3 separate regions of the Homo sapiens genome follow, and regions 2 and 3 are each linked to region 1. The links are chromatin contacts, found by Hi-C or POLR2A ChIA-PET in ENCODE. All regions are on one chromosome and are shown on one strand. The core of a region is the stretch at or near the end of the contact, and the rest is flanking DNA. Distances in the headings are between cores, read along the strand shown.

Evidence for each region. Hi-C counts contacts between places; a loop is a spot of excess contacts on that map. ChIA-PET counts read pairs that join two places held with the same protein, here RNA polymerase II (POLR2A). Pooled maps may share reads with other maps.
Region 2: a loop to region 1 is called in a pooled map, with 8 times the contacts of the local background. The contact joins the promoter of PLA2G6 here to the promoter of C22orf23 in region 1. A Hi-C loop is called at or near these places in 1 of 168 maps with a recorded cell type or tissue (vagina) and 6 of 50 pooled maps. POLR2A ChIA-PET finds 5 or more read pairs at or near these places in 1 of 52 experiments (activated CD4-positive, alpha-beta T cell).
Region 3: a loop to region 1 is called in a map of CD8-positive, alpha-beta T cell, with 19 times the contacts of the local background. The contact joins the promoter of MAFF here to the promoter of C22orf23 in region 1. A Hi-C loop is called at or near these places in 2 of 168 maps with a recorded cell type or tissue (CD8-positive, alpha-beta T cell and vagina), 1 of 37 single-sample maps with no recorded cell type and 6 of 50 pooled maps. POLR2A ChIA-PET finds 5 or more read pairs at or near these places in 1 of 52 experiments (activated CD4-positive, alpha-beta T cell).

What each region holds. Positions count from the first base shown.
Region 1 is chr22:37,951,638-37,955,754 of GRCh38, forward strand. It overlaps C22orf23 (chromosome 22 open reading frame 23), which reads right to left and starts at 1,964. Exons shown (of 7, transcript NM_032561.5): 1 at 1,811-1,964; 2 at 1,410-1,521. The coding sequence starts at 1,512. POLR2F (RNA polymerase II, I and III subunit F) reads left to right here and starts at 2,062. Exons shown (of 5, transcript NM_021974.5): 1 at 2,062-2,170. The coding sequence starts at 2,151. RefSeq lists a silencer at 2,228-2,297.
Region 2 is chr22:38,180,465-38,184,550 of GRCh38, forward strand. It overlaps PLA2G6 (phospholipase A2 group VI), which reads right to left and starts at 1,366. Exons shown (of 17, transcript NM_003560.4): 1 at 1,200-1,366. RefSeq lists enhancers at 219-288, 919-1,368, 1,318-1,612, 1,529-1,638.
Region 3 is chr22:38,199,125-38,203,388 of GRCh38, forward strand. It overlaps MAFF (MAF bZIP transcription factor F), which reads left to right and starts at 2,870. Exons shown (of 3, transcript NM_012323.4): 1 at 2,870-3,088. RefSeq lists an enhancer at 1-7 and silencers at 2,697-3,026, 3,087-3,526.

The DNA of each region.
Region 1 (4,117 bases), core at 714-3,213:
TCTCTATCTTTCCTGCTTCGTTTTTTCTATAGCACTTACGACCACCTAAAATTCTATATATTTTATTTTATTGTTATCCTTCTATATTAGCTGTATGATAAGAATTTTTGCTGGTTTAATAAAATTTCTGCCCTCTGTTAAATATTTTTTCCTCTTTCTCTTTTTTTTTTTTTTTTTTTTTTTTTTTTTTTTTTTGAGATGGAGCTTCCATCTTGTTGCCCAGGCTGGAGTGCAGTGGCGCGACCTCAGCTCACTGCAATCTCCACCTCCTGGGTTCAAGGAATTCTCCTGCCTCAGCCTCCCAAGTAGCTGGGATTACAGACATGCGCCACCACGCCCGGCTAATTTTGTACTTTTAGTAGAGACTGGGTTTCTCCATGTTGGTCAGGCTGGTCGTGAACTCCTAACCTCAGGTGATCTGCCCACCTTGGCCTCCCAAAGTGCTGGGATTACCGGTTTGAGCCACCTCATTTTCTTTCACTGCTGTATCCCCAGCACCTAAAACAGAGTCTAAGGCACATGGTAGACTTAAAAATGTTGTTGTTGGAAAAAAACAAAAAAGTTGTTGAGTAAAAGAACACATGAATACTTGTTCATCATGTTTCAGGGGCTGGAGCTACAATTGTGGGCCGAAACAGGCACGGTTCCTGCCTGATGAAATTCATGATCTGGAGGGATAGATGGGACACCAAATAACTGACTACAGCTTGTGCTAAGCCCAGTGAAGGAAAATGTGTGAGGGCACATAACAGTTGATCCTACTGTGGTGGTGAGGAGCAGAAGTCTTCCTCGGGAAAGTTGAAAGTGTGATCTAAAGGATGCATAGGAGTTAACTACTCTAAAAATTTTAGTTCTTTGACTTTTGGCAAGGTGTAGCACCTTGAACCTTCCCCTCCCCCCCGCCCCGCCCCGCCCCCGAATAAGGCATATGCAGTAGAATTTTGAAGCTTTCTGAACCCCAGGCTCCTTATCTGTAAAGGAAAATAGTGCTAAGCCACAGGTCAGGTACGGGGGAACTGAGTTACAGAGGGTAACTACCACCATTCTTCTCTCATCCTTTAACTCAGGGGTCCCCAACCCTCCGTCCGTGGACTGGTACCAGTCCCTGGCCTGTTAGGAACCGGGCCGCACAGCAGGAGGTGAGCGGCAGGCTAGCGAGCCTCACCGCCTCCTTTCAGGTCAGTGACGGCCTTAGATTCTCATAGGAGCGCGAACCCTATTGTGAACTGCGCACGCGAGGGATCTAGGTTGCACGCTCCTTATGAGAATCTAACTAATACCTGATGATCTGAGGTGGAACAGTTTCATCCCGAAACCATTCCCCACACCTCCGTCAGTGGAAAAATTGTCTTCCACGAAACCGGTCCCTGGTGCCAAAAAGGCTGGGATCGCTGCTTTAACGGACTGACCTCTGAGCAGCTCGCAGGTCCCCGGGGTGTAAGTGATGGTCTTGGGGCGGCGCCGGAACCCAGTTCCTTTGGTCACTACCTCCATCTGCTTCTGTGAAGCCATGGGAGGACTCTGAGGAGGGAAAGACGCAATGACACACCCCCTGTCTCCTGTCCCTAATCTCTGTTCCCCGACGCCCAACACCCCCAGAAGTCTGGAAGCGGGGATCGAGCCAGAGAATGATGCCGCCAGTTAATATTGCGACAGTGCCCAAACCTCCCATCCAGACACACAGATACACACACACAGTCCTCATTCTGACCCAGCGCCTGTGGCAGGGAAGTCTCCTCGGGAGGGAGTGTTAACACAGCCATGGTCACAACAGTACCCACTGAGTGATATGCCAAAATTGAAATTTCACCCTAAGACCCTCTCTGGGTGCTCCCCTCTCCACATAGAAGTGGGCTCCCGGAGGCGGTGACCACTGCTTTACAGCCGCATCCGCACCGGTGCCACGCAGAAATACTGCGCGATCTGGGCTGCTGGAGCTGGCAGCTAGCGCCTCTCGCTACTATAGAAACGCGCACACACCAGTCAGCGCATGCGCACTTTCCCCGCTCTGTCCTGCCTCCCGGAAGTGATTTCCTCTGGGTTACGGCGCAGGCGCAAGATAAGCTAGGAGCCGCGCGAGTCGTAGTGTCGCTGTTTGCGGGTCTCCGCGCGGGACCGGGGCGCAGCGGGGTCGCTGAGGCGAGGGTGTCATGTCAGACAACGAGGACAAGTGAGTGCGGGAGCGGAGTGGCCTTTGCGGCAACCTTGGAAGGGGCGGATGAGGCAAGGCTTGGGTCGGCTGAGGAGCCTGGCGTCTAGGGGCAATGTCTGAGGGGACTGGGGTCCTGAGGGGGCCGGCGGAGCCGAGGAAGGGAAGGGCGGGCGACCCAGGAGCACAGCCCCGGCTGGAGGCACAGGAGGGCCCAGGCTCGAGGGTCCAGAGGGGATCCGTAGAAAAGGTGTCCTTCAGCAAATGTTCCAGCGAGCCGGGCTCTGTATCATGCAGTGGGAATATTGAGGTGAATGAACAATCGTCCCTGCCTCTCCACGTGCTCACTTTCTAGAAAAGGGGTCACAGGCCCATAAGTAAGCAAGCAAGCAGGTAACGGTGGTCGCGTGAGCTTCCCCAGTTCTAGACGTATGTAGTATAGGAGTACTCCAGAGGAGGGTCTGGGGCAGCTCCACCGGGTGGCATTAAATAAAAGTCTGGGACGGTCCTTTGCAGTAATTTTTTTTTTTTTTTGAAACAGAGTCTTGCTCTGTCGCCCAGGCTGGAGTGCAGTGGCGCGATCTCGGCTCACTGCAGCCTCCACCTCCGGGGTTCAAGGGATTCTCCTGCCTCAGCCTCCCGACTAGCTGGGATTATGGGCGTGCACCACCACGCCTTGCTAATTGCTTGTAGTTTTAGTAGAGACGGGTTTCACCATGTTGGCCAGACTGGCCTCGAACTCCTGAGCTTGTGATCCACCCGCCTCGGCCTCCCAAAGTGCTGGGATCACAGGCGTGAGCCACCGTGCCCGGCCTGCTTGTAGTAATCTAGATGAGAGAAGTCAGTAGCTTATAGTAGGGTGGTAGGAGTAGAGGTGGTGAGAACTGGTTTTGAATTCTGGATATATTACTATTTTAAAGATAGAGCCCAAAAATTACCTGTGGGATATGTGGGTGCAAAGAGAGCTAGTCTGAAGATAAAAATAAGAAACGTGTGGGATTGCTACCCCATTCCCAGTGAGTGTCAGTAGAGAAGAGGAGATGACCCGTGGCTGAGCATTAGGGCATTTGGACATTGAGTGCTTGGGGGAAAAGAGAAGCCGGGGAGGTGGGGGAACACCAAGAGGGTGAGGTGTCCTTGGAGTCAAGTGAGGAGAGCAAGTGGCCTAATGTGCCAGCTGATAGATCAGGCTAAATGAGAAGGAGAGTTGGCCATTGGATTTAGCAACGTGGAGATCATTAATGAGCTTGGAAAGTGGTTTTGATGGAGCTGTTGGGGTGAAAGGCTTTTTGGAGTGAGATTATGACAAAATGGGAAGAGAGGAAGATAGTGAGGGTGGACAGCTCTTTCACACATTTTTGCTTCAAAGGACACCATGGAATTAGGGCTATAGGGGGAGAGAGAAGAGAAATAAGGGTTTTTTTTTTTTTTTTTTTAGATGAGGAAAAGCACATGTTGAAATGCTGATGGGGCCGGGTGCTGTGGCTTACACCTCTAATCCCAGCACTTTGGGAGGCCGAGGAGGGTGGATCACCTGAGGCCAGGAGTTCGAGACCAGCCTGGTCAACATGGTGAAACCCCATCTTTACTAAAAATACAAAAATTAGCTGGGCATGGTGGCGTGTGCCTATAATCCCAGCTACTCGGGAGGCTGAGACAGGAGAATTGCTTGAACCCAGGAGGCAGAGGTTGCAGTGAGCCAAGATCACGCCATTGCACTCCATCCTGGACAACAGAGCGAGACTTTGTCTCAAAAAAAAAAAAAATGCTGATGGGAATGATCCAGTAGAGAGGGAAACAGTGATGATGAATGAGTACTAGCAATATTTGGGGGCAGATGGGGAAAAATTGAAGGGGTAAAATGGAACAAAAGTCGGATTTACTTCTTCTTCTTATTATTATTTTTTATTTTTTGAGAAGGAGTCTCGCTGTGTCACCCAGGCTGGAGTGCAGTGGGGTGACCGTGGC
Region 2 (4,086 bases), core at 116-2,615, 230 kb after region 1:
ACATCAGACAGTCCGTAAATATTTGTTAGATAAACGATGACTGAATGAATGGTGAAGAGAACATATACAGAAGAGCCTGACTCACAAGAGGTGATGAACAAACACTGCCAAATGATACACTGAAAGACAAGGGACCTCCTGCTCATCCTTCTCTCCTTGTCTTCTCATTCTAGCCCTTTCCCTTTCCACTCCTTTCAATTCTGCCTATGACCCAACAGTAAAATCATGTATTTGTACAGGGCCATACTGGTTATAAAGCTTTACCTTCTACATTTTCTCATTCAAATTTTGAACCTCATGGCAGACTTACGAGGGCAGGAGGTACAGTTCCCCTGTCACAGATGAGGAAACTGAGACTTGGACAGAAAACAGGTTCCAAACTCCAGGCAGAAACTCTAACAAAAACAATGCATTCAAAAACAATGCATTCAGCCCAAGGGTGCAGCCTCAACGTTGCCAAACCGAACCTGCCTGACATCCTGTTGGGCGGGTAAGAGGCAGGTGAGGGAAAGACCCAGAAGCTAGGGGGAGGTATTCGTTGGGGTCATGTGGGTAGCCCATTAAAAATACGGCCACAGGTCCCCTTGCCCTGTGCCCTCCCTGTCCCACACCCACAGGCTTGCCCCGACCCAGTCCCATGATCACCCTGGTCACATGCTCCCTGTCACCAGCTTCCAAGTCATCTGTGGGAGCAGGAGGTGGACACAGGATTAGGGGTGGGAGACTCTGGGGTGGCCAGGCTGAGGGGAAGGAGGGAGCATGTCGGGGGCAGGTCTGGAGGCACGCGAGAGAGGAAAGGCAAGGAAAAAAAGCAGGGAGGAAAGGCAGGAGAAGCAGGGAGTGAGAAATGAGTAGAGGCACCACGAAAGGTGGAGACGGACGTGAAGTGGGGAATCAAGTGAGCACTTAGAGGAGCACAGGAAGGAAAATTAGGACGGCCAATGGGGCCTAAAGAGGCACTGAGGGTCGGGGAAAGAGAAGAGATGGATTGACTCGGGAAGTTAGGGATACTGAGGGAGACACACGGAGGAGACTGGGGTTCAGGGGAGAAACTCAGGGTCGAAGCTGGGGTCCCTGGGGTCCACAAGTTCGAGATGAGACACGGGCGGTCTCGGGATGGGAATTGGGGACGCAGGGGGATGAAAAGATGGAAGGTGGGGGCACTCAGGGAGTCACATAAGGGTTAATGGAGGACATGCCTCAGAATCGGAGACACGAGGAATATCCAAAGGAGGGTCCGGCGGAGACTTGGGAGTCCGGAGCGCCGAGGAAGTTGGGGAACGGACCCCCAGGCCCCGCCCACCCGCGAGGTCACTCACCTCGGCTTACTCAGCACTTCTACTTCCTCCTACTTCCGCAAACAAACGGGCCTCGGGCCACGTGATGGCCTGACCACCGCTCTCCGCCAATCACTGGTGGCCCTGTCCCAGGCCTCCTCTAGGCTCCGCCCCCGCGCCCGAGGACGGCGGGAGGCGGGGTCCGCCATTTTTTTTAACTGCCCAATGGAAGGGGCTCCCTTAGCCAGGAGGACGAGCTTTCGGCGGGAGCCAATCCTCGGCGGCGAGGCGCGGCCATGTTTGTGCGGGGCAGAAGGTGCCCGGCTTCTTGGCAGTCCTGTTGATGAGGGCCAGGAGTCCTACCCTAGTCCGCCTTCCGCCTCCTAAAGCGACCAGAGCCTGGAGTCTGAAGTTACTGTTAATGATTGCTCGTAAAGATAAAAATAAAGGCAACAGAGGCATAGGGCATAACAAGGAGGAACCTGTTTTGATTTTTGCCAGGTAGCCTCAAGCCAGGGTTGCCAGATGTAGCATATAAAAAATACGGGATGTTAAGTTACATTTGAATTTCAGCTAAACAGCCAATACATTTTTTTCCGATAGAACAGAAATTGATTATAGCTTTTTTATTTTTCACAACTAAGGCCAAATTCCCTAGGGGAATTACCACATGTCCTTTTTTTTTTTTTTTTTGAGACAAGTCTCGCTCTGTCGACCATGCTGGAGTGCAGTGGCACGATCTCGCTCACTGCAACCTCCGCCTCCCGGATTCAAGCGATTCTCCTGCGTCAGCCTCCCGCGTAGCTGAGATTGCAGGCGCCCGCCACTACGCCCAGCTAATTTTTTGTATTTTTAGTAGAGACGGGGTTTCACCATGTTGGCCAGGCTGGTCTCGAACTCCTGACCTCAAGTGATCTGCCCGCCTCAGCCTCCCGAAGTGCTGGGATTACAGGCGTGAGCCACCACGCCCGGCTCCGAAATTTTTAACATAAGTATAATATACTAAGTTTAGTATTGTGTTAAAAATGTGTGCATTGTTGTCTGGCAACACACCCTGAGCCAGTCTCAGGAAATACCTTAGCACTTTCAGTAGGAACTTGGGCAAATGATCTCTGTGAACCTCAGACCCATCATCCAGGAAGTGGGCACAGTAATACAAGATTGTTGTAATATCTAGAAGTAAATTGGTCCCCATTCGTGCACATAGTGGGATTTCAATAAATGGCAGTTGTTAGGGTTAATAATGCCGATAATGAGGTATTTTGCAGAGAAGCCAGGAGACTAGACTTTAGTCACACATCTGCTTCGGACTGAGCAGGTCATGTCCTCTCTTCAGCCCACTGGCTTGGTTGGACCTTTTCTTTCCCTAATAATCACCCAACCCTAGGTCTAGATGAATCTGCCAGACTGCTCTCCATTTACGTGGGAAGTATAGTTGCGGGTGTCATTCTTGTGAAAAGAAGCGTGTAGGCCGGGTGCGGTGGCTCACGCCTATAATCCCAGCAGTTTGGGAGGCTGAGGCGGGTGGATCACTTGAGGTCAGGAGTTTGAGACCAGCCTGACCAACATGGTGAAACCCCATCTCTACTAAAAATACAAATAATTAGCTGGGTGTGCTGGCCATAGTCTGTAGTCCCAGCTGCTCAGGAGGCTGAGGCAGGAGAATTGCTTGAACCCAGGAGGCAGAGGTTGCAGTGAGCCAAGATCATGCCACTGTACTCCAGCCTGGGTGACAGAGCCAGACTCTGTCTCAAAAAAAAAAAAAGTGTGTTTCCTCCTTAGTCCGTCTAAAGATATTAGTGCCTAGACAGGGCAGCCAATGCAACTTGCGCAAGGTTTAGTTAAGAATCTTCACAGGTTAATGAAATTAACCATCTTAACTAATATCTGTACAGAGCTTTACCAGTTACAAAGTGACTTCACTTCCATCATATCCTCGTGTCCCCATTTTACAGGTGAGGAAATTGTTCCTTAAAGTAAGATTTAAAATTTGCTTAAGAGTTTCAGCTTGACTGCGCACAGTGGCTCACGCCTGTAATCCCAACACTTTGGGAGGCCGAGGTGGGCAGATCACTTGAGCTCAGGAGTTCAAGACCAGCTTGTGCAACATGGAGAAACCTCGTCTTTAAAAAAAATACAAAAATTATCCAGGTGTGGTCTTGCATGCCTTTGGTCCCAGCTACTGTGCAGGGGAGGCCGGGGGGTCAAGGATGCAGTGAGCCAAGATCGCCTGCACTCCAGCCTGGGTGACAGAGCGAGACCATGTCTCAAAAAAAAAAAAAAAAAAGTTTCAGCTTGAAGTGGAGAGAAAAGGATAAAGACTCAGAATTCTCAATGAAAATATCTTGCCTCCACACCCCAAACAAGCAAAGTTAGAGCGATGGTTATCAAGGAGCTTGCAAAAGGCCATGCATTCCACGCACTGCCAAGCAATCTTTCCTTCCTGAGAAAACCCACAGGGGCAACATGAGGTGTCCCATTCTTCAACAAACACCCACCCTTGCATTCAGGATTTTGCAAAGCACATTTGGAAATGCAGATACACAGGTGAATCTAAAATGCAGACAAGGGCCAGGTGTGGTGGCTCATGCCTATAATCCCAACACTTTAGGAGGCTGAGGCGGGTGGATTACCTGAGGTCAGGAGTTCGAGACCATTCTGACCAACATGGTGAAACCCCGTCTCTACAAAAAAATACAAAAAAATTAGTCAGGCGTGGTGGCAGGCAACTGTAATCCCAGCTACTGGGGAGGCTGAGGCAGAAAAATCTCTTGAACCCAGGAGGTGGAGGTTGCAGTGAGCTGAGATC
Region 3 (4,264 bases), core at 1,620-4,119, 250 kb after region 1:
CAGCCTGGGCAACAGGGCAAGACCCTGTTTTGTTTTGTTTTGGTTTTGGTTTTAAAGGGGGTGGGGGGTAGAGAAAATAGACAACTCACCATTGTGCAGTTTCTAAAACTGAGAACTTTCCTACCCCAAAGGTTAACCTAGGTGGCTCTTTCTGCTATGCACATGGAGAGGACTGAGCAATTGGTTTTTAGAGATCCTTTTGAGTGCTAGACAAAGCTGCCTCAACATTTGGTCACTTGGGAAACTAGTGGGCCAATTTGCATACCAAACCCACAGCCTGTGGGAGGGAACGGAAAGAAGCCATAGTGTCTGGTGGACCAAGGCACAGAGGCAGGAAAGCAAGACAAGGGCGCTGAAATCGAATTTGCTACATCAAGGAAAGTGGGGGGCTGGGCGCGGTGGCTCACGCGTGTAATCCCAGCACTTTGGGAGGCCGAGGCGGGTGGATCACGAGGTCAGGAGATCGACACCACGGTGAAACCCCGTCTCTACTAAAAATACAAAAAAAAAAAATTAGGAGGGCGCGGTGGCGGGCGCCTGTAGTCCCAGCTACTCGGGAGGCTGAGGCTGGAGAATGGCGTGAACCCGGGAGGTGGAGCTTGCAGTGAGCTGAGATCGCGCCACTGCACTCCAGCCTGGGGCAACACAGCGAGACTCCGGCTCAAAAAAAAAAAAAAAAAAAGGAAAGTGGGGATCCTTACTGGTGATCAGGGTGCCACATAGAGGCCTACCCATTTGGAGAGGCCCTATGCCCTCCACAGTGGAGTAAGTGCCATGATGTCGGCTTCACAGGAGGGACTGTGGGAGCGATGGAATTTCAGGCAGTGGGAACATCATGAGCAAAGGAAAGCAGGGGATGAACAGCAACATCCACCCCGCACGTGGCCTCCAAAGCCATCTCTTTTGGGTGGGGCTTCCCACCACGGCGCACACCCCTCATGTTTATGTGGCCCTCCTCCCCTGGTTGCGATGTACCCCCAAACATCTGGGCCAGGAATCATTCAGACCTGGATACCAATTCCAGTGCTTGTACTTCCTAGCTGAGTGAATTTAGAAAGTCACCTTCACCTCTCTGAGCCTCCAGTCATGTATTCCTTCAACATGTATTTACTGTGGGCCTACTATGTGCCAAGCACTACTCCAGGCACTGGGCAGGCAGTGGTGAACAAGATAAGCCTGGCCAGGCGCAGTGGCTCATGTCTGCAATCCCAACACTTTGGGAGGCCGAGGTGGGTGGCCTGAGGTCAGGGGTTCAAAACCAGCCTGGCTGGGCATGGTGACTCACCTGTAGTCCAGCTACTGGGGGGCTGAATTCCTTGAACCTGGGAGGCGGAGGTTGCAGTGAGCCAAGATTATGCCACTGCACTCCAGCCTGGGCAACAGAGTGAGACTCTGTCTCAAAAAAAAAAAAAGAAAAAGAAAAAGAAGCAAGGCCTGCCTTCATAAAACATACATTCTGGTTGGGGAAGACAGACAATAACCAGCACTCACATACATAAATGATGAAACACCCTACAGAAGTATTAAGATAATATAAGAACAAATTTCAAGGCTGGGTGCGGTGGCTTGCGCCTGTAATCCCATTACTTTGGGAGGCCAGCGTGGGTGGATTGCCTGAGTCCAGGAGTTTGAGACCAGTTTGGGCAACATGGCAAAACCCTGTCTCTACAAAAAAAAAAAAAAAAAAAAAAAAAAAAAAATACAAAAAATGAACCTAGCATGGTGGTGTGTGCTTATGGTCCCAGCTACTTGGGAGGCTAAGGTGGGAGAATGGCTGGAGTCCAGGAGAAGGAGGTTGCAGTGAGCCGAGATTGTGCCACTGCACTCCAGCCTGGGTGACAGAGTGAGACCCTGTCTCGAAAAAAAAAAAAAAATTCAGAGGTGAAGACTGCTTTAACCAGGGTGGTCAGGAAATGTCTCTCTGAGGCAGTGACATCCGGGCTGACGTGAAAGATGAGAAAGAGTCAGGCAAGTGAACAGAAGACCAGACAGCCAGTGCCAAGGGCCTGTCGCAGGAATGAGCTTGGTATGTTTGGGGGACAGAAAGAAGGGCACTGTGGCCGAAGAGCAGTGGATGAGGAGAGAGTGGCCAAAGAAGGTGTGTAAACAACCTGAGCTTTGTTTTGAGAAGAACATTGGCTGGTATAGAAAGAAAGACTTTGGAGGCAAAGTAGGGAGCCTCGGAGGCTGCTGCCATTGTCCGGGTAAGCTGATGGTGCCGAGACCAGGTGCCATGACTGGAGGTGGTGAGAAATGGTCCTATGCAGGAGACCTGGAGACACCGCTAGCTTGAGTCCTGAGGTGGGGAGGAAGGGAGAGGGAGGGATGGAGCCAGGCTCCAAGGTTTTGGCTTGAGCAGCTGAGATGGGGTGGCAAGGGAGCAGAGGTAGGGCTGACGATCAGGAGCGGGTTTTTGGGCCGAGTCCTCTGCAGTGCCCATCTGACACCCACTGGATGCGCAGAGTGGGCAGCTGGCTATGAGTCTGGAACTCAGAGAAGCTGTTCGCTCCGGAAATACAAACCTGGGGCTCATAGCCATATAAATGTCATTTAAAGCCACGGGACTGGATGAGATCATTAAGGCAGAAGGTCTAGGTCGAAAGAAGAGGGCCAGGACCACTACCTGTAAAATGAGCCAATGACACCTACACCCACGGGGCTCTCGCGAGGTGTCACGTGAACGCACCCAGCGAGCCCTGGAACCAGGCAGAGAATCGCGGCAGCCCCGGGGGCGGGGCTTCCAGGGGGCGGGGTCATACGGGGGCGGGGCCGAGGGACCAAGCGGCCGCTCCTGGCCGGAGGGCGGCCGGGTCGGTGACGTCACCGCATGACTGGGTTTTTATGAATGAAAGGAATCCTGTGAGTGAGTAATTCCGGGAAGCTCGCCTTACAACTCCGCGCGGCCTCGGCCCCCTGCGCCGCCCGCCCCACAACAAAACTCAGCGCAGCGCTCCCGGGCGCCCGGTTCAGAGCGACCTGCGGCTCAGAGCGGAGGGGAGACTGACCGGAGCGCGGATCGGGACAGCGGCCGGGACAGCGGCGAGACGCGCGTGTGTGAGCGCGCCGGACCAAGCGGGCCCAGAAGCGGGTGAGGAACGCGGGACCAGGAGGACGGTGCGCGGGACCCCAAGGCGGCAGGGTTTCTGCGTCCCGGGATGCGCCTGGGGTGGGCGCCCGGGCCCGATCCGTCGGGGCTCCCGGAGCTCCATCGCCCGGACGGCTCGGGGCGGGGAGAAGGGAGCGGCCGTCCCGGGGACGCCGAGGACGGGGCCGAGGCCAGCTCGGGGGAGTGGGGGTGGAGACGGGGCCCCTTCCCGGGGCGCGGGCGGGTAGGCGGCGGCGCCGGGAGGAAGGGGCAGCGCAGGCCGGCGATCTCCGCGTCCGCCCGGCGGGGGCGGGGGCGCTGTGCTCCTACGTGACTCGGTGGGAACAGGCCCTGGCCCGGCGCCCGCGGGCGGTGCGTGCGCGGTTTGTTTACGTCCGAGGGCGGGCGTGTGTTCCCTGGCGGGCGGCCTGGGTATCCTGCCCGGTGCGTGCGTGCGCTGTGTACCTCGGGGGCGTGTGTGCGTGTGTTGTGCTTGTGTGTGCGTGTCCGCGCGCGCGCTCCCTGGGGCCTGTACACCAGCAGTGTGTACCTCGGAGAGGGCGTGCCCTGGGCCGGCCACCGGAGTAAACGCGGAACAAGGACCCGAGCGAAGGAAGCGGACCCGTGCGTCTTCGCACGGGGTCTGGGAATTCTGGCCCGGGCCGCCCCAGTCCTACTACCCGGGGCTGTCCGTCCCCGGCTCTCCCCGGAGTTTCCCAGGGCCTCCGCCACGTGACCCCAGTGTTTGTCTCCCGCCCAGAGCCCGCGCCCGCAGCCACAGGGTGGGGCAAGGTATCAAAGACCCCACCCAGCTGAGCTAGGAGTGAGGGATGTGAGCCACCCCCGCTTGGCACCCCGGTGGATCTGGTAACAAAGTGAGTTGGAGCCCAGGTTCTTGTCCCCAGATTTTGGGGCTTCCTGGGGAGGGAAGAACCAAGGGACTCTCGTTCGTCCCCAGGGTTGCCCATCCCCTCAGTCCCATGAGAACAGGAAGGGCCAGAAAACCTTGACTGCAAGGGTGCGGCGCAGGGAGAGGACCACAGGCTTTTAGCTAGTCCGGGTTCTGGAGGCTGTACCTGCTAGGTCGTGGAGGATGGGGCGGAGCCGGTTTCCGCTCTCCTGGTAGTTTCAGTTCACAAGTGGGACTGGTGAGACTAGACTGACCTACAGCTGGACGCC